Regions from separate parts of the Homo sapiens genome. Here region 1 is linked to region 2. Evidence: chromatin loops called from intact Hi-C (ENCODE). Cell type or tissue: mammary epithelial cell. All regions are shown on one strand. Each heading gives the region's core, and the rest is flanking DNA. Links, peaks and the distances in the headings are about the cores only. Region 1 overlaps CNTRL (centriolin). Region 2 overlaps LOC102723324 (a long non-coding RNA gene).

The links. Hi-C counts contacts between places; a loop is a spot of excess contacts. Peaks named below come from ENCODE experiments on the same cell type or tissue, not always from the same donor. Only the 100,000 strongest peaks of a DNase experiment are listed, where the experiment ranks them.
Region 1: a loop joins it to region 2, with 7 times the contacts of the local background. A loop is called at or near these places in 3 of 110 quality-filtered maps.

What each region holds. Positions count from the first base shown.
Region 1 is chr9:121,101,958-121,111,426 of GRCh38, forward strand. CNTRL (centriolin) reads left to right here. Exons shown (of 44, transcript NM_007018.6): 8 at 5,845-6,038. Among named protein-coding and RNA genes, the nearest start is that of CNTRL, 32 kb to the left of the region's middle. In mammary epithelial cell, for the core only: a CTCF peak has its summit at 5,258; no DNase peak of the experiment used is centred there.
Region 2 is chr9:121,396,585-121,406,053 of GRCh38, forward strand. All of the region lies in intron 3 of LOC102723324 (a long non-coding RNA gene), which reads left to right. Among named protein-coding and RNA genes, the nearest start is that of STOM, 31 kb to the left of the region's middle. In mammary epithelial cell, for the core only: a CTCF peak has its summit at 3,752 (motif pointing left); a DNase peak (open chromatin) is centred at 3,727; H3K27ac peaks cover 1,157 bases.

The sequences.
Region 1 (9,469 bases), core at 3,991-6,490, 290 kb before region 2:
ATTCTACCAGAGGTACAAAGAGGAGCTGGTACCATTCCTTCTGAAACTCTTCAATGAATAGAAAAAGAGGGAATCCACCCTAACTCATTTTATGAGGCCAGCATCATCCTGACACCAAAGCCTGGCAGAGACACAACAAAAAAAGAGAATTTTAGACCAATATCCCTGATGAACATCGATGTGAAAATTCTCAATAAAATACTGGCAAACCGAATCCAGCAGCACATCAAAAAGCTTATCCACCATGATCAAGTGGGCTTCATCCCTGGCATGCAAGGCTGGTTCAACATACACAAATTGATAAACATAATCCATCGTATAAACAGAACCAAAGACAAAACCATATTATTATCTCAATAGATGGAGAAAAGGCCTTTGACAAACTTCAACAGCCCTTCATGCTAAAAACTCAATAAATTAGGTATTGATGGGATGTATCTCAAAATAATAAGAGCTATTTATGAGAAACCCACAGCCAATATCATACTGAATGGGCAAAAACTGGAAGCATTCCCTTTGAAAACTGGCACAAGACAGGGATGCCCTCTCTCACCACTCCTATTCAACATAGTGTTGGAAATTCTGGCCAGGGCAATCAGGCAGGAGAAAGAAATAAAGGATGTTCACTTAGGAAAAGAGGAAGTCAAATTGTCCCTGTTTGCAGATGACGTGATTGTATATTTAGAAAACCCCATTGTCTCAGCCCAAAATCTCCTTAAGCTGATACGCAACTTCAGCAAACTCTCAGGATACAAAATCAATGTGCAAAAATCACAAGCATTCCTATACACCAATGATAGACAGACAGAGAGCAGAATCATGAGTGAACTCCCATTCACAATTGCTTCAAAGAGAATAAAATACCTAGGAATCCAGCTTAAAAGGGATGTGAAGGACCTCTTCAAGGAGAATTACAAACCACTGCTCAACGAAATAAAAGAGGACACAAACAAATGGAGGAACATTCCATGCTCGTGGATAGGAAGAATCAATATCATGAAAATGGCCATACTGCCCAAGGTAATTTATAGATTCAATGCCATCCCCATCAAGCTACCAATGACTTTCTTCACAGAATTCGAAAAAACTACTTTAAAGTTCATATGGAACCAAAAAAGAGCCTGCATTGCCAAGACAATCCTAAGCAAAAAGAACAAAGCTGGAGGCATCACACTACCTGACTTCAAACTATACTACAAGGCTACAGTAAACAAAACAGCATGGTACTGGTACCAAAACAGAGATATAGACCAATGGAACAGAACAGAGCCCTCAGAAATAACACCACACATCTATAACCATCTGATCTTTGACAAACCTGACAAAAACAAGCAATGGGGAAGGGATTCCCTATTTAATAAATGGTGATGGGAAAACTGGCTAGCCATATGTAGAAAGCTGAAACTGGATCTCTTCCTTACACCTTATACAAAAATTAATTCAAGATGGATTAAAGACTTAAATGTCAGACCTAAAACCATAAAAACCCTAGAAGAAAACCTAGGCAATACTATTCAGGACATAGGCATGGGCAAGGACTTCATGTCTAAAACACCAAAAGCAATGGCAACAAAAGCCAAAATTGACAGATGGGATCTAATTAAACTAAAGAGCTTCTGCACAGCAAAAGAAACTACCATCAGAGTGAACAGGCAACCTACAGAATGGGAGAAAATTTTTGCAATGCACCCATCTGACAAAGGGCTAATATCCAGAATCTACAAAGAACTTAAATTTACAAGAAAAAAAGCAGCCCCATCAAAAAGTGGGCGAAGGATATGAACAGACACATCTCAAAAGAAGACATTTATGAAAAAATGCTCATCATCACTGGCCATCAGAGAAATGCAAATCAAAACCACAATGAGATACCATCTCACACCAGTTAGAATGGCAATCATTAAAAAGCCAGGAAACAACAGGTGCTGGAGAGGATGTGGAGAAATAGGAACACTTTTACACTGTTGGTGGGAGTGTAAACTAGTTCAACCTTTGTGGAAGACTGTGTGTGATTCCTCAAGGATCTAGAACTAGAAATACCATTTGACCCAGCCATCCCATTACTGGGTATATACCCAAAGGATTGTAAATCATGCCACTATAAAGACACACGCACACATATGTTTATTGCGGCACTATTCACAATAGCGAAGACTTGGAACCAACCTGAATGTCCATCAATGATAGACTGGATTAAGAAAATGTGGCACATATACACCATGGAATACTATGCAGCCATAAAAAAGGATGAGTTCATGTCCTTTGTAGGGACATGGTTGAAGCTGGAAACCATCATTCTTTGCAAACTGTCACAAGGACAGAAAACCAAACACCGCATGTTCTCACTCATAGGTGGGAACTGAACAATGAGAACACTTGGACACAGGGTGGGTAACACCACACACTGGGGCCTGTCATGGGGTGGGGCTAGAGGGGAGGGATAGCATTAGGAGAAATACCTAATGTAAATGACGAGTTAATGGGTGCAGCACACCAACATGGCACGTGTATACATATGTAACCTGCACGTTGTGCACATGTACCCTAGAACTTAAAGTATAATTAAAAAAAAGAAAAGTAAAAATAAATAAAACTATCCAAAAAGAAAAGAAAAAAAGAAAATCAGATAGACTGGAGGACAGCTCAATAAAAAGTGTGTAGACATAAGTAGGTGTGAGATGGCACAGGGCCTTGGAATTTTGATTTTATTTCAGGTGCATTGGAAAGCCACTGGCAATTTTTTTTTTTTTTTTTTTTTTTTGAGACAGAGTTTCGCTCTTGTTGGCCAGGCTGGAGTGCAATGGTGCGATCTCAGCTCACTGCAATCTCCGCCTCCCAGGTTCAAGTGGTTCTCCTGTCTCAGCCTTCCAAGTAACTGGGATTACAGGCATGCACCACCACACCAGGCTAATTTTGTATTTTTAGTAGAGACGGGGTTTGTCTGATTTCTCTTACGGGGTCAGGCTGGTCTTGAACTCCCAACCGCAGGTGATCCGCCTGCCTCGGCCTCCCAAAGTGCTGGCATTACAGGCGTGAGCCACCATGCCCGGCTGCCATTGACAGTTTTTTAAAAAGCAGCAATAGGACATCATTTTTGATACAGAGAATGATTTGGAGCAGGGAAAATGGAGATGAAGGGACCTGTTAGGAGGCTAGCGTAGCAATCTAGGCTGGAGTCTATGCCATACCATCTGAATACATTCACAAGATCTTGAAAGCTAAGCAGAGTCAGCCCTGGTTAACACTTGGATAGGAGTGATCCAGGTTGGAAACGTTTATGGCCTGTAGTTAACATGCTGGATGTGGAAATGAAAGATAGATGGATCAGTTTTGAAGGTAGAAGCAGCAGCATTTTCTAATGGATTGGATAATTCCCAGGCTTTTGGCTCAAGTAAGTAAGTGGCTAGATGGTGATATCATTTATAAAAATGAAGAATTCAGAGTTTTATTTAGGACATATTCAGTTTGAAATGTCTGTGAGACAACTAAGTGGAGGTGGCATAGAGTCAGAAATGTGAGTCTGGAATTTAAAGAGATCTGGACTAGTCATACAAATTTTATGCTCAGTCACATCAGCATAAAAATGACATTAAATTGCATGGGAATCAGCTCACTCAGGCAGTGGTTGGGAGACGAAAGAAAAGCAGTCCGCTAAGGAAGCTGAGAAAGAGAGGCCAGCAAGGTAGGAGAAAACCAGGAAATAGTGGGAAATAGCCCAGAGAAGTTTTCAAGAGAGGAAGTGGTCAACTCTGTTGAATGTTGCTGAGATATGAAGTGAGAAGCAGAGAAGTGCTTTAGATTGGCAACAGGTGATAATGATCTTGACAGGAGTAGTTAAGGAATAGTGGGGACAGATGCTAGATTATAATGGCTTGAAGAGTGAATAGGAGAGAGACATTTGGCTGGAGATTTGAAATTTTTTCCCATAATGTCTCTTGTAGTACTTAATAAATCATTTTTTTAAAAAGATCAAAAATTAAAACTGAAAAATTCACCAGTGGCTTCCAGACCAGGAAATGGGCAGAAACAACAAATGCAGTAAACTTCAAAGCCAGAAAACAAAAAAACAAATGAACAGAATATTCAAAAGTGGAGTGGAGGCCGGGTGTAGCTGTTCACACCTGTAATCCCAGCACTTTGGGAGGCCGAGGCAGATGGATCACTTGAGGTCAGGAGTTTGAGACCAGCCTGGCTAACATGGCAAAACCCCATCTCTACTAAAAATACAAAAATTAGCTGGGTGTGGTTTTGGGCGCCTGTAATCTCAGCTATTTGGGAAGCTGAGAGAAGAGAATCACTTGAACCTGGTAGACGGAGGCTGCAGTGAGCCGAGGTCATCCCACTCCACTTCAGCCTGGGCGACAGAGCGAGACTCCGTCCAAAAAAAAAAAAAAAAAACCTAAAAGCAAAGTGGAGAAACAAGACATGGCTCAATTCTTTTGGTTCTGGAGAAGACATGAGAATGAGATTAGAGAAAAAAAGGAAAAATCCCTTGGTAGGAGTGACACTTTCTCCTTCAGAAAGGAGCAAAGATATGTGCAGGTGTGGGTAGTTTTGTTGCTGTGGTGGTGGGAAAATAGGGAGTTCTTATTGATGGGGTCATTTTCTTAATTAAAGGTGAGATAATCAGGTGAGAGAGAAAATAGAAGAAAGTGTATGGGAAGTTTGAGAAGAAAGAGGAAGGTATCAAATAGCCAATTTAGAGTGTTGGGAAATGAGCCTGTCTGTTCATTTGAAATTAGTTTTAGTCTGTTTTGACCTCCAAAAATGGCAATTTCATATGGTTTGATCCAACTTGAGAAACATGGCAAGTTTTTATTAGTTTGGAATCTCCCTAACTCAATATTTATTATTCTGAAGTTTATGTTTTGGAATCATTAAAAATATTAATAATGCAAAGGAAAGTCATCTAGATAACTTTTGGGTGAAATGGTTAGACTACTTATGGTTCCTTCATGCCTTCAGATATTAATTAGGAGACTTTAATGTGCTAGGCTATTAGATCTAGTCTAGGTGAGCCAGGTAGATGTAGTTTCTGCTTTTGTGACGCTTTAGTGGGGAAAGGCAGACAGCTAAGCTATTTGATCACATTTTACTACTCCCTGTGTGACAAGGGCCAAGCAGAATTTCAGGGTAGCATGGGAGTATACCTCAGAATCATCTAACCTGGTGACAGGATAGGGCCTGGGCAGGCTTCTCAAAATTTTTTTTTAAAACTTAAGACCTGTAGGATGCAAAATAGCCCAGTAGGAGGTAGAGGAAGACAGTTCTAGGGAAAGTGTGTGAATAAAAGCCTATAGGTGAGAAGAGGCATCACAAATCTGAAGAAATGGGATAACTTTAAGAAAGCTGCAGTAGAGTATGCTTGAAGATGAGGCAGAAGAGGGAGGTTGAGTCCAAATTATGAAGAACTTTATCAGCTTTTCGCAAGCCTTTTGGATCTTATCCTAAGAGTAACAGGAAGCTGTTGAAGGATTTTAAGATAATACAGAATTTTGCAAACATGTTTGCAGCATCCTTTTAAATGTAATTACTAATGTCTGATAAAATATTGCATGTTTTTCAAAGGTCACCTAGAAAAGAACTCATTTATCAGCACACTAATTGGATTAAATACTTGGAAGTAAAGTATTATCTTTTAAAAATATCATTGAAATGATGCCTTCTTGCCTCAATTTCAAGATCAGGATAGTCTTTTTTTCCAAAACCATGGTGGCTAATTTTAAAAGTAGAATTGTATTTACAATATTTTTAGACTTTTTTCACTATTGTTTGAGAAATATTCTTACCTTTTTAAAAATAGGAAATATAATGATAAATAAACTATTAAATTTTCATTGGCAGAAGAGGTAGAAAGACTGGAAAGAGACCTAGAAAAAAAGATGATAGAAACTGAAGAGCTTAAGAGCAAACAAACAAGGTTCCTTGAGGAAATTAAAAATCAAGATAAATTGAATAAATCATTAAAAGAGGAGGCCATGTTACAGAAACAGAGCTGTGAGGAACTCAAGAGTGACTTAAACACAAAAAATGAATTGGTAAGTTCATATTTTACATTGCTTTGGCTGTATTCTCATAAGACAGATAATTCTTTGCCCTTGGGTCTAAAAATACAACTTCCTGACCATATAATGGGGAAGATGTGGTTTAACAGAAATATGTGGAAAGGCTTATGAATTGTAGTTGACTGTGTGCTAGATGATATGGCTTCCCAAAAGACTAATGCTGTCTTGAGCTGCATTATGTACTCCTAGATATTTGTATTTTTTAAAAACAACATTGTAGGTGAGGCTGTTCATTGGCAAAAACATTTAGAAGGCGATCTGGCAAAATTATCCAAAATTTTGTGAGTTATAGGTCTTTTTGGACATGGAATCCATCTTTTATTACTAAGATAAAATATAATATCTTTATGCTGATTCCCTGGTGCACGTTACTCAGCCCATTGAAAACCTTGGCAAAATGTCAGACCTTAAGACTTTCCACTATCCCAAAACTATGAACTGTAGTTGCCTAGTTTTCTCTTTTGCTTATTTATAATGTTATTGATATGTTTGTGCTGTCAATAAATGTTTTGTAAACTGTCAGAAGTTTTTGCTTTTTTTTTCTATACCTATTTTTGTTAGAAGTCAGACTGTGCTCTTCTCTATGTCATTATGTTATTTTTATCATTAACCATTTAAAAACATGTTTATGCCAGGCGCCATCGCTCATGCCTTTAATCCCAACACTTTGGGATGCTGAGGTGCAAGGATCACTTGAGGTCAGAAATTCAACATCAGCCTGGGCAACATAATGAGACCCTGTCTCTACAAAAATAAAAATAAAATAAAAACACATTTATATACAAAATTAATGTATGTTCATTGTAACAAATTTAGACAACACAACTGTATTTAGCAGAAATGAAAGTCCACTCTTCCCTACCCCATTCCCCAGATATTAATACTTTGTTTTCCATGCTTCTTATACAGTATACATGTAATTACATAATGTATATATAATTAAGCATGTTATACCTTTGAATATTTTTGTAATGAAAAAAGGAATGTTACTGTATACAGTTATTCCTCTGTATCTGTGGGGGATTGGTTCCAGGACACCCCCATGGATACCAAAATCCATGGATGCTCAAGTCCTTTATGTAAAATGGTGTAGTATTTGCAAGTGACTTTCGTACATCCTCTAGTATACTTTAAAATCATTGCTAGATTACTTATAATACCTAAGACATTGTCAATGCTAATAAATATTATATTGTTTAGGAAATAATAATTAAGAAAAAATATCTGTACATGTTCAATACAGATGCAACCATCCTTTTAAAAAAATATTTTTAATCCGTGGTTGGTTGAATCCACAGATGCAGAACTCAGATATGGAGAGTAGACTGTATATTATTATTCAGCATCTTAACTTTCACAAAACAGCATACGTGGACAACTCTCCAAGTTAAAAAATATGTGTACATGCATGTATAAAGCCTTCTTACTCTTTTTAAAGTCTATGTTGTGTTCCATTAAATGTATTCTTCATAATTTAGTTAGCCTATTCCTATTGATGGATATTTAGGTTGCTTTCACAATTTTTGCTATTAGAGACAGTACTACAGAGAAAATCTGTGTGTGTGTGTGTGTCTATATATACCTTATGCATTCATACTAGTATTTCTTTAGCATAAACCACTAGAAGTGGAATTACCGTGTAATTTGCATTTAAAATTTTGATAAGTGTTAATGTACACTTCAAAAAGCTTCTAACCAATTTATATTTCAGAAGGGAAGAAAATACCCAATTTCCAACTAGGTACTATTATTTTGAATTTGTACATATGGTAGAAAAAAATGGAATCTTGTTTTAATTTTGAATTTTTATAGTTGTTGGACAGTTGAGTATTGCATATATATTTATTGGCTATTTTGTATTTCCTCTTTAAATTGCCAGTTCATATTGGTTTTGCCTATTATCTGTTAGTCCCAAGGACTATTAGATGCCTAAAATAATTCTGGGTCTTATTCTAAGAGCTTATATTTGAAAAACATTTTTATTATCTTTTGCAGAATATCTAATGATAATATCATCTGTGATTATGTGAAGTTTTCCATTTTAAAAAAGTAGTTGCTTGTGCATTAGGCCAATTAATGTATAAAAGAAAAGTAGCACTGAAGTAAGTCTTCTGGTGGCCATTTAAACCGTAGTAGTCCTGTCCTGCCACCAACAAATATTAACCAAATTTACTCTTTGTCCTTTTGCAAATTATTTAATTCCTGTGCTTCAGTTTAGTTATATTTAAAATGAGGATTATTTACCTGTCCTGCTAGCCTCACAGAATTGTGAGGATTTAATGAGCTAATAATGAAAATAATTTGAAATGAATCAAGCTAAGTAATGGAAGGTAGTAAATCTATAACTCAGAATGACAATAAAATACATCCATGTAAGAATAATGCCAATACTAAAAGCCATGTCTTCCTATGGTAAGTTGTCAGTAAAGAGCAACTTGTATTATTACAGTTTAACTCTCCAAGTGACGGTATCTGTTTGCTTCTTCTTTTAGCCCTTGTCTTGGTTTCTTGCAGGCCCTTTTCTGCTGATTCTTTATTCTTCCTTAAAGGTAGTTCTTCCAGGCCTGAACTGTGTTTTTCAGGGTTTGCATGATAACTTGCATTAATATGCTTGCTTACATTTTAAGTTTTGAAACTGGCTTGTCTTCTTGGGAAATGTGGTTGTGTGCGTATGTATTATTTTTTTTTAATGGATGTTTATATAGGAGAGCAAATTTGAATGTGGGGGAAAGAATTATTTTTCTGATTGGTAAATATGTTACCTTCAGTCAACTCTTGATTATCCAAAGCTAATACTGTGACTAGCCTACTTTCCAGTTCATTTGACATCTATTTTGCTTTTATTCATGCATTTCTTCAACAGATATTTATTGAGTGCTTACAATATGCTAAGCCTGGGGCTTATAAAAGTCACAAAAGTACTTTGAAATGCACAGCCTATTTATTATTATTTGCCTGCAGAGACCAGTTCATGTATTCTCTGTGATTCCAGTCACATTTGCCTGTTGTTTGCCACTATTGCCAATGAGTTTTGAGGAGAGAACCCAAGATTAGTTGACAGTGTTGATTGTGAGTTGCTTTCTTGAGACTCGGAGACTTATGATCATTCAGTGAAAATATCAATGTGGGTAATGTGCTGGACACCCTGCAGCAGTACATCGAAGGCAGCATGGAAGAATAGGCAGTATTGGATTTGAAATCAGGAGACTTGGAATTGAATTCTGCCTCTTCCACTACCAGCTGTGAAATTGGGCAAGTTATTTAACTTCTCTGTGCAGCTTTTATCATCTTATTGGGTGGTTGTGAAGATTTAGTGCAATAACATATGTAAAATGCTTAGCACAATGTCTGGCACACATTGAGTATTTGGCTCAATGTTACCCATTATCTAGGCTATTACTTCC
Region 2 (9,469 bases), core at 2,450-4,949:
ATTGTGTGTGTATATAAATATATATATGTTTACCACATTTTTCTTATTCATCCATCTGTTGTTGCACACATAGGTTGATTCCTTATCTTGGCTCTCGTGAATAGTGCTGCAGTAAACATGGGCATGCAGGTTTCTTTTCAATATGTTGATTTCCTTTCCTTTGGATAAATACCCAGTAGAGGAATTTCAGTATCATACTGTGGCTCTATTTGTAGTTTTTTGAGGAACCTCCATACTGTTCTCCCTACTGGCTGTACTAGTTTATATTCCCACCAAGTGTATGAGAGTTCCCTTCTCTCTGCATCCTTGCCAGCACTTTTTTTTTTTTTTTTGTATTTTTGATAATAGCCAGCCTGACTTGGATGAGATGTTATATCATTGTGGTTGTGATTTACATTTCCCTGATAATTAGTGATATTGAGCATTTTTTCATATACCTTTTGGTCATTTGCATTTGAAAAATGTCTGTTCAGATCACTTGCCCATTTTTAATCATATTGTTTGTTTGCTGTTGAGATATTTGCGTTCTTGTGTATTCTGGATATCAATCCCTGGTCAGATGAGTAGTTTGCAGATATTTTCTCCCATTCTGTAAGTTGTCTTTTCACTGTGTTGATTGTTTTCTTTGCTGTGCAGAAGCTTTTTAGTTTGATATAATCCCATTTATTTTTGCATTTGTTGCCTGTGCTTTTGAGGTCTTATTCATAAAGTCTTTTCCCAGAGCAATGTCCTGAAGCATTTCCCCTAAAATCTTTCTTCTAGTACTTTTATAGTTTTGGGTTTTATATTTAGGTCTTTGATCCCTTTTTAGTTGATTTTTGTGTATGGTGAGAGATAGGGGTCTAGTTTCATTCTTCTGCGTATAGATATTCAGTTTTCCCAGCACTATTTATTTATTTATTTATTTATTTATTTATTTATTTATTTGAGACAGGGTCTTGCTTTATCACCCAGACTGGAATGCAATGGTGCAATCATGGCTTACTGCAGCCTCAACTTCCCAGGCTCAAGTGATCCTCCCACCTCAGCCTCCCAAGTCACTGGGACTATTGGTGCATGCCACTGCACCTGGCTGTTTTAAAAAAATATATTTTGTGTGTTTGTAGAGAGGGGTCTCCCTTTGTTGCCCAGGCTGGTCTTGAACTTCTGGGCTCAAGCAATCTTCCCTGCTCATCCTCCCAAAGTGTTGTGATTACAGGCATGAGCCATCGTGCCTGGCCCAGCACTGTTTATTGAAGAGATTGTCCTTTCCCCAATGTATGTTCTTGGTCCCTTTGCCAAAAATCAGTTGGCTGTAGATACATAGATTAATTTCTGGGTTCTCTATTCTGTCTCATTGGTCTATGTGTCTGTTTTTATGTCAGTGCCATGCTGTTTTGATTACTATGGCTTTGTGGTATATTTTGAAGTCAGGTAGTATGATGCCTCCAGCTTTGTTTTCTGGCTTGGGTTTGCCTTGGCTATTCAAGATCTTTCGTGGTCCTGTATAAATTTTAGGATTTTTTTGTTTTTATGAAGAATGTCATTGGTATTTTGACAGGGATAAGGCCCAAGTGTATTTTCCCCCTCTTTCAACAGGCCATAAGGAGCTCCCCATGAAACCACAAGTGCTGGTTGAGGGAGAGGCCAAAAGGCATCAGAAGTAAGTGCTGTGGGGGTCTGGGCCACCTGCTCGTGTAACTTGCTTGTGCTCTGAGCTTGCTTGAGTCTGATCTTGTACATACTATGTCTATTTGATAATGGATTGCTGCTGCACATTATTATAGCTAGGTCTTGTTCATAATGGGCAAGTTATGTCATGTAATTGTTAGGTCATGTAATAGGAATTCCATGGTTAAACAGTTTTTACCAGGGCGTAATAGTGAGCTATGAGCTGCTTCTTTAAGGGGGCAGAGGAGTGTATGGTTCTGTTAGCTAGCTATGTGTTGTGTCATTTTCCTGTTGAGGCTTGCGTGAGGAGCCATGCAGCACTCTTACCACAGACACTTGGAGCACCACTGGATAGACAGACTGGAATGACACTGCCTCGACCCACTGTAGAGCCTTCTCTTGCTTCAGGCACCATTCAGAAGTAGCAGCCTTACAAGTTACTTGGTGTAACCGGATCAGAGCAGAGCATCCACTTGTGGTTTGTGTTGCCTACAAAATCTAAAGAGGCCGAGGACTGGCACAATAATCCTGAACTTGGAAAACAAAGACTGCATAACATTACCTATTGATATAGCGGCCAGATGTGACTTTGGTTGTTTTCCCTTCATATGTGGTTGTATACAAAATAGTACATTTTGTTAAGTAGGAACTTTTTTGGACTTGTATTATGGTAAGAAACATGTATGTGTGTCCTCCTGTAGGCTGTCTGAATATTTCTTTCTGGTCTACATAGCATCTCTTGGTCTGGGCAAACTTCCCTTCCCAATTTAGGTGGTTCTGATGAGTAAAGGTAAATTACCAGATAGCAAAGCAAGAGGGCATTCTAGAAAATAAGATCAGTGGAAGCAAAGGCCTATGGGCATTGTGGGTTCTGGAAGCAGTAATTAGTTCAGTTGAGTAGTAAGTAGCACTAGGGGTGAAGAGTATGAAGAGTGGAGTGGTGGGAGATAAAACGGGAAATGTTAGGTAGGGCTATACTGGAAGGAGCTTTATGTACCATATGAAGAAAGTGGACAAAATCCTATGCTGAGGGAAAAGTAGTGATTTTTTTTTTACAGGACTGTGATGTGATCACATCACATTGATATGAAAGATATTCCATGAGGGAGAATTTGAGATGAGCAATACTAGGGGTAGAGCTATTATTTAAGATTACCTAGTAATTCTGAATAAAATGATGAGACATGAGCTAAGTAAGGTAGTGTGAATTAGAGGAGAAAATGAATTTAAATGATACATAGGAAGTGGAATTGACAGACTTGGTGGCTGACTATGTGGAGTGGGAAGAGAGAACAGGAATTTATGTATGTGGTTAAAAATTATATACTTGTATGAAACAATCTGGTTTGAGCTTGAGTGGGGTTCAGAGAGATCTGGGCCTAGTGTAGAGTGACCAGCTGTTCTGGTTTATCCAAGATTAAGGGATTTCGATTTCCTGGGATGTGAGACTTCCAATGCTAAAACTGTGAAAGTCCCCAGCAAACCAGGACAAATTGGTCATGCTAGCCTAATATGAATGGGCGGACAGATTAGTGACAGGAGCTTATCGGCATAAGCACTGAAACACCTTCTGGGATAACCATGACCTGGCAAGAGAGCCTTTAGTGGTGCAAAGAAATGGTGATCCTTGATAATGCATGGTAGTTGCTATTCAAATCTACCTCCCAATGGATCCAATCTGGGGTCCCACGGAGAAAGGAGGCTGGAAGTAAAATACGAAAGAACTGTTTCACTAATCTGTGACCCCGTTTAACAGAGTGTAACTCAGAGAGGACAGATTCTTTCTCACCGTGGACTACCCCACAGCTCTGGAAACCTGAGGGCTTTAGTACATTGGGAGATTCAGTTAAATACAGGTTGGGGGAGTTCCAAGGGATGGAGAGGGTGGGGAAAGGGAGAAGGAGGAACTGGTAACCTGTACTGGTACAAGAAAAACTAAAATACTTAGCAGAACAGAATAACATCTGTGCAGTGGGGTATAAGTCAGTGAAATATGAGTTATTACAGCACAGGTGACATCAGCAGGCTTTTCTTGAAGCAATTCCTTTCAGAAGGAAAGAATGTGTTGATTACTTTCTTTGTTATGTTGCGCCATCTACTGGTAACTCTCATGTACTTTTTTCCTAGTTAGATGTTTAAAAGAAGACAGATGAATTAAAAACTTGAGAACTGTTTCCAAAGTCGTCATTTATTCGTTCGTTCGTTCATTCATTCATTCATTCATTCACTTCACAAATACTGAGTGAGTATGTATACCTTCTATATTGCAGTTACATTTCTAGGCATTGGGGTTACAGCTGTGAACAAAACTGAAAGAACCCTGAACTCATGGAAGCTTACTTTGATGAAAGAGTACATTTCATTTTTTTCCCATGTGAATGTTCTGTTTTCAAAGCACCATTTACTGAAAAGATTATTTTTTTTTCTTTAGGACTCTGCAGTGCCGTTACTGTTATATATGAAGTGTCCATTTATATGTGAGTCATTGCCTATCTTGGTTATGCTCCATTGATTTATTTGTCAATTTCTGTGACAATATCATATTGTCTTTATCATTTTACTTTATAATCATTGTTAATATTTAGTACATCAAGAACTCCCACCTCATTTTTTAAAAGAATGTTTTGGATAGTCTTGGCCTTTAAATTTTCCATAAAGTTTAAAATCAGTCTGTCAAATTCTGTCAAAAAAAAAAAAACCCTCCTGGGAATATTTATTGGGATTGAACTGAATCATTAAATCATTTTAGAGTGAACTGATATTTTTATACTATTGAGCCTTCCAATCACGATTTACTTCAGTTTTCCTTAGTGTCTTTCAATAGACATAAAAGTCTTATATATCTTTTGGTACACTTATTTGTAGATACTTGATTTTTTTAGGCTAAAAAGGCATCTTTAAAAAATCATTTGCTAACAATTATGGCTGGTGTTTGGAAATGTAACTACTTTTGTCATATTGATTATTCATCTAGGGATTTTGCTAAATGCTCTTATAATTCAAATAAATCTCTTTTTCCTACATATACAATTTATCATTTGTAGATAATTATACCATTAATTTGTTTTTCTTATCCTTCATGTACTAGTTAGAAGCTCTAGTACAACACAGAATAGAAATGGTGATATTAGGCACCCTTTAATTGTTCCTGACTTTACAGGAAAAGCTTTTGACATAAAACATTACTTTTCTTTGGTTTTCTACAGATACTTTTTATTAGATTAAGAACTTTCATTCTATTTCTTTTTTCTTAAGTGTTTAAAAATCTTGAATGGATATTAAGTTTTATCAAATGCTTTAGAAATTTTGCATCTATGTAGAAATACTGTAACTTTTTTTCTGCTTGAATCTCTTAATGTGGTGAAGAACTGGTACCAATTCTACTGAAACTATTCAAAAAATTTGAGGAGGAAGGACTCCTCTCCAACTCATTCTATAAAGCCAGCATCACCCTGATACCAAAATCTGGCAAAGACATAATGATAAAAGAAAGCTACAGGCCAATATCTCTGATGAATGTATGTGCAAAAATCCTCAACAAAATACTAGCAAACTGAATCCGAAGCACATTAAAAAGTTAATTCATCATGATCAAGTTGGTTTCATTCCTGGGATGCAAGGTTGGTTCAACATACACAAATCAATAAATGTGATTCACCACATAAACAGAATTAAAAACAAAAACCATATGATCATCTCAATAGACACAGAAAAAGCTTTTTATAAAATTCAACATCCCATCATGATAAAAGCCCTCTAAAAAATAGTCACCAAAGGAACATACCTCAAAATAAGAGCCATCTATGATAAACCAGCTAACATCATACTGAAGGGGCAAAAATTGGAAGCATTCCCCTGGAGAATTGGAACAAGACAAGAATGCCCACTCTCACCACTCCTATTCAACATGGTAATGAAAGTCCTTGACACAGCAATCAGGTGAAAGAAAGAAATAAAAGACATCCAAATAGGAAAAGAAGAAGATAGTTTGACTTCTTCTTTGCTGATGATAGGAATCTATACATAGAAAACCCTAAAAACTGCCAAAAGTCTCCTAGAACTGATAAACAACTTCAGCAAAATTTCCAGATACAAAATCAATATACAAAAATCAGTAACATTTCTATACACCAATAACATTCAAGCTGAGAGCCAAACCAAGAATGCAATCCCATTTACAATAGCTGCAAAAAACAAACAAACAAAAACCTAGGAATACAAGTAATGATGGAGGTGAAAGATCTCTCCACGAACTACAAAATACTGCTGAAAAAAACCATACGTGGTACAAACAAATGGAAAAACAGTCCATGCTCATGGATTAGAAGAATCAATATTGTTAAAATGGCTAAAAGCAATCTACAGATTGAATGCTATTCTTATCAAGCTACCAACATTATTTTCCACAGAAGTAGAAAAAACTATTCTAAAATTCATATGGAACCAAAAAAGAGTACAGATAGCCAAAGCAATCCTAAGCAAAAAGAACAAAGCTGGAGGCATCACATTAGCAACTTCAAACTATACTACAAGGCTACAGTATCAAAACAACATGGTACTGGGACAAAAACAGATGCACAGACCAATGGAACAGAATAGAGAACCCAGAAGTAAAGCCACACATCTACAACCACCTGATCTTTAACAAAGTCATCAAAAATAAACAATGGGGAAAGGACTCTCTATTCAATAAATGGTGCTGGGATAACTGGCTAGCCATATGCAGAAGACTGAAACTGGACCCCTACCTTTCACCAAATACAAAAGTTAACTCAAGATGAATTAAATATTTAAATGTAAGACCTCAAACTATAAGAATCATAGAAGAAAACCTAAGAAACCTATTCTGGACATCAGCCTTGGGAAATAATTCATAACTGAGTCCTCAAAAGCAATTGCAACGGAAACAAATTGACCAGTGGTACCTAATTAAAGTAACAAGCTTCCAATTAAAGCTACCAATTAAAGTAACTATCAACAGAGTAAACAGCCTACAGAATAGGAGAAAATGTTTGCAAACTATGCATCTGACAAAAGTCTGATATCTAGAGCTATAAGGAACCTAAACAAATCAGCAAGCAAAAAACCAATAACCCCATTTAAAAAATGAGCAAAAGACATGAACAGACACTTCCCAAAAGAAGACCTGCAAGTGGGCAACAAATACATGAAAAAATGCTCCACATCGCTAATTGTCAGAGAAATGCAAATCAAAACCATAATGAGATACCATCTCATATCAGTTAGAATGGCTATTATTATTATTATTTTATTTTTATTATATTTTAGATGGAATCTCGCTCTGTTGCCAGGCTGGAGTGCAGTGGCACAACCTCAGCTCACTGCAACCTCTGCCTCCTGGGTTCAAGTGATTCTCCTGCCTCAGCCACCATGCCCACCTAATTTTTGTATTTTTAGTAGAGATGGGGTTTCACCATGTTGGCCAGGATGTCTCCATCTCTTGACCTCGTGATCCACACGCCTCAGCCTCTCGAAGTGCTGGGATTACAGTTGTGAGCCACTGCGCCGGGCTGGCTATTATTAAAAAATAAAAATAAATAGATGCTGGTAAGCCTGCAGAGAAAAGGGAAACTTATACACTTTTGGTGGGAATGTAAATTAGTTCAGCTACTGTGGAAAGCTGTTTTTTGAGTTGTGTGAGTTCTTTACATATTCTACATACCTAACTCATCAGGTAAATTATTTGCAAAAGTTTTCTCCCATTTTATGGGTTGTCTTTCCACTTTGTTGTTAGTATTCTTTGATACACTAAAGTTTTGTATTTTGATGAATTCTAATTTATTTTTTTCTTTTGATTGTGCTTTTGGTGTCATATCTAAGAAACCATTCCCAGCTGTGCATGGTAGTGTGCGCCTGTTGTCCCAGTTACTTGGGAGGCTGAGGCGGGAGGATCCCTTGAGCCCAGGAGTTTGAGGTTTTAATACTGTACTGTAGTGAAACAGTGTATTATAGTGAAACAGCATAGTGAAACTTTGTCTCTAAAAAAAAAAAATTCTTTTTAAAGAAATAAATCTTTGCTAAATCCAAGATAATCATTTATTCCTATATTTTCTTCTAAGAGTTTCATAGTTTTAGCTCTTATGTTTAGATTTTTTATCCATTGTGAGTTAACTTTTGTAAATGGTCTGAGGTAAGGGCCTAGCGTTATTTTGTGGGACAGTTTTCTTCTTGTGTCATTTGTAATTTTATATTTTTCTAAAATAATTTCTATTTCATCCATATATTCAAATTTATTAAAGTTGCTTATAATATGCTTTGTTAGCTTTTAAATATCTGTATTATTGGTAAGAGTAGCTCCCCCTTTTTATATGATACTGTTACTTGTGCTTTCTTTTTTTCTTGTCTAATTTTGCCAGTGGTTTGTCAATTTTATTAGTCTTTTTAAATAGAAACCACTACTAGCAAAGAAATAGAACATTGTCAGTCTTTCTTCTTTTCTGAGCACTGATGATGCTCTAGACCTTGGCCTAGATAGTTGGGTTTTATTTGTTTGTTTGAGACAGGGTTTCACTTTATCGCCCAGGCTAGAGTGCAGTGAGTGCACAATATTACCTCACTGTAGTCTTGACCTCCTGGGCTCAAGTGATTCTCCCACCTCAGCCTCCTGAGTAGCTGGGACTACAGATGTGCACCACCACTCTCAGCTAATTTTTACATTTTTTTGTAGAAACAAGGTCCCACTATGTTACCCAGGCTGGTCTCAAACTTCTGGACTCAAATGATCCTCCTGCCTCAGCCTCCCAAAGTGCTGGAATTACAGGTGTGAGCCACTATTCCCAGCCATAACTCGTTTTTGCTACATATTACTCAACTACATATTACTCAACTAATGTTTTTGCTAAACATTACTCATTCATTCAATACATATTTTGAGCACCTACTATGTATTGAGGATACATCAGTGAACAGACAGGAAATTCTGTTCTCATGAAGCTTACATTCTGGTCGGGGAGATAGATAATAAATAAAATAAGTAAATTACATAATATTTTAGTACCTTAGAAGGGATTAAGGGCTGTGAAGAAAAATAACTGGAGAAATGGATAAGGAGGGAACAGACTACTGGAATTTTTAAAAAAATGGTAGACATGTAAGACCTCATTGAGGGTACATATTTTTTAAAAATTAGTTTGAAATAATTATGTGTTTATGGGAAGTTACAAAGATGATTCAGAGAGTTCTATTAGCCTTCACTAGTTACCCCTAATAGTTGCATTCTTGTGTAACTATAGTACAGTATAAAAACCAAGAAAGTAGCATTAGTATAATGTGTGCTTATAGTAGTATGCCATTTTATCACACATATAGATTCTTGTACCAATACCACAGTCAAGATACTGAACTAGGCTGGTAGCAGTGGCTCACACTTGTAATCCCAGCACTTTGGGAGGCTGAGACGGGTGGGATCACTTGAGGCCAGGAGTTCAAGACCAGCCTGGCCAACATGGTAAAACCCCGTCTCTACTAAAAATACAAAAATTAGCCAGGTGTGGTGGTGTGCGCCTGTAGTTGCAGCTAGTTGGGAGGCTGAGGCATGAGAATTGCTTGAACCCGGGAGGCGGAGGTTGTAGTGAGCCAAGATCGTGCCACTGCACTCCAGCCTGGGTGACGGAGCCACACTCTGTTAAAAAAAAAAAGATGCAGAACTATTCTGTCCTCACAAAGATATTCCTTATGCTATGTTATAACACAAAGATGTCTTTATAGTTCACCTTACTCCCCTCACTTCTACCATCACTAACCCCTGGCAACCATTCATCTGTTCTCCACCTCTCTAATTTTGTCATTTCAAAAGCAT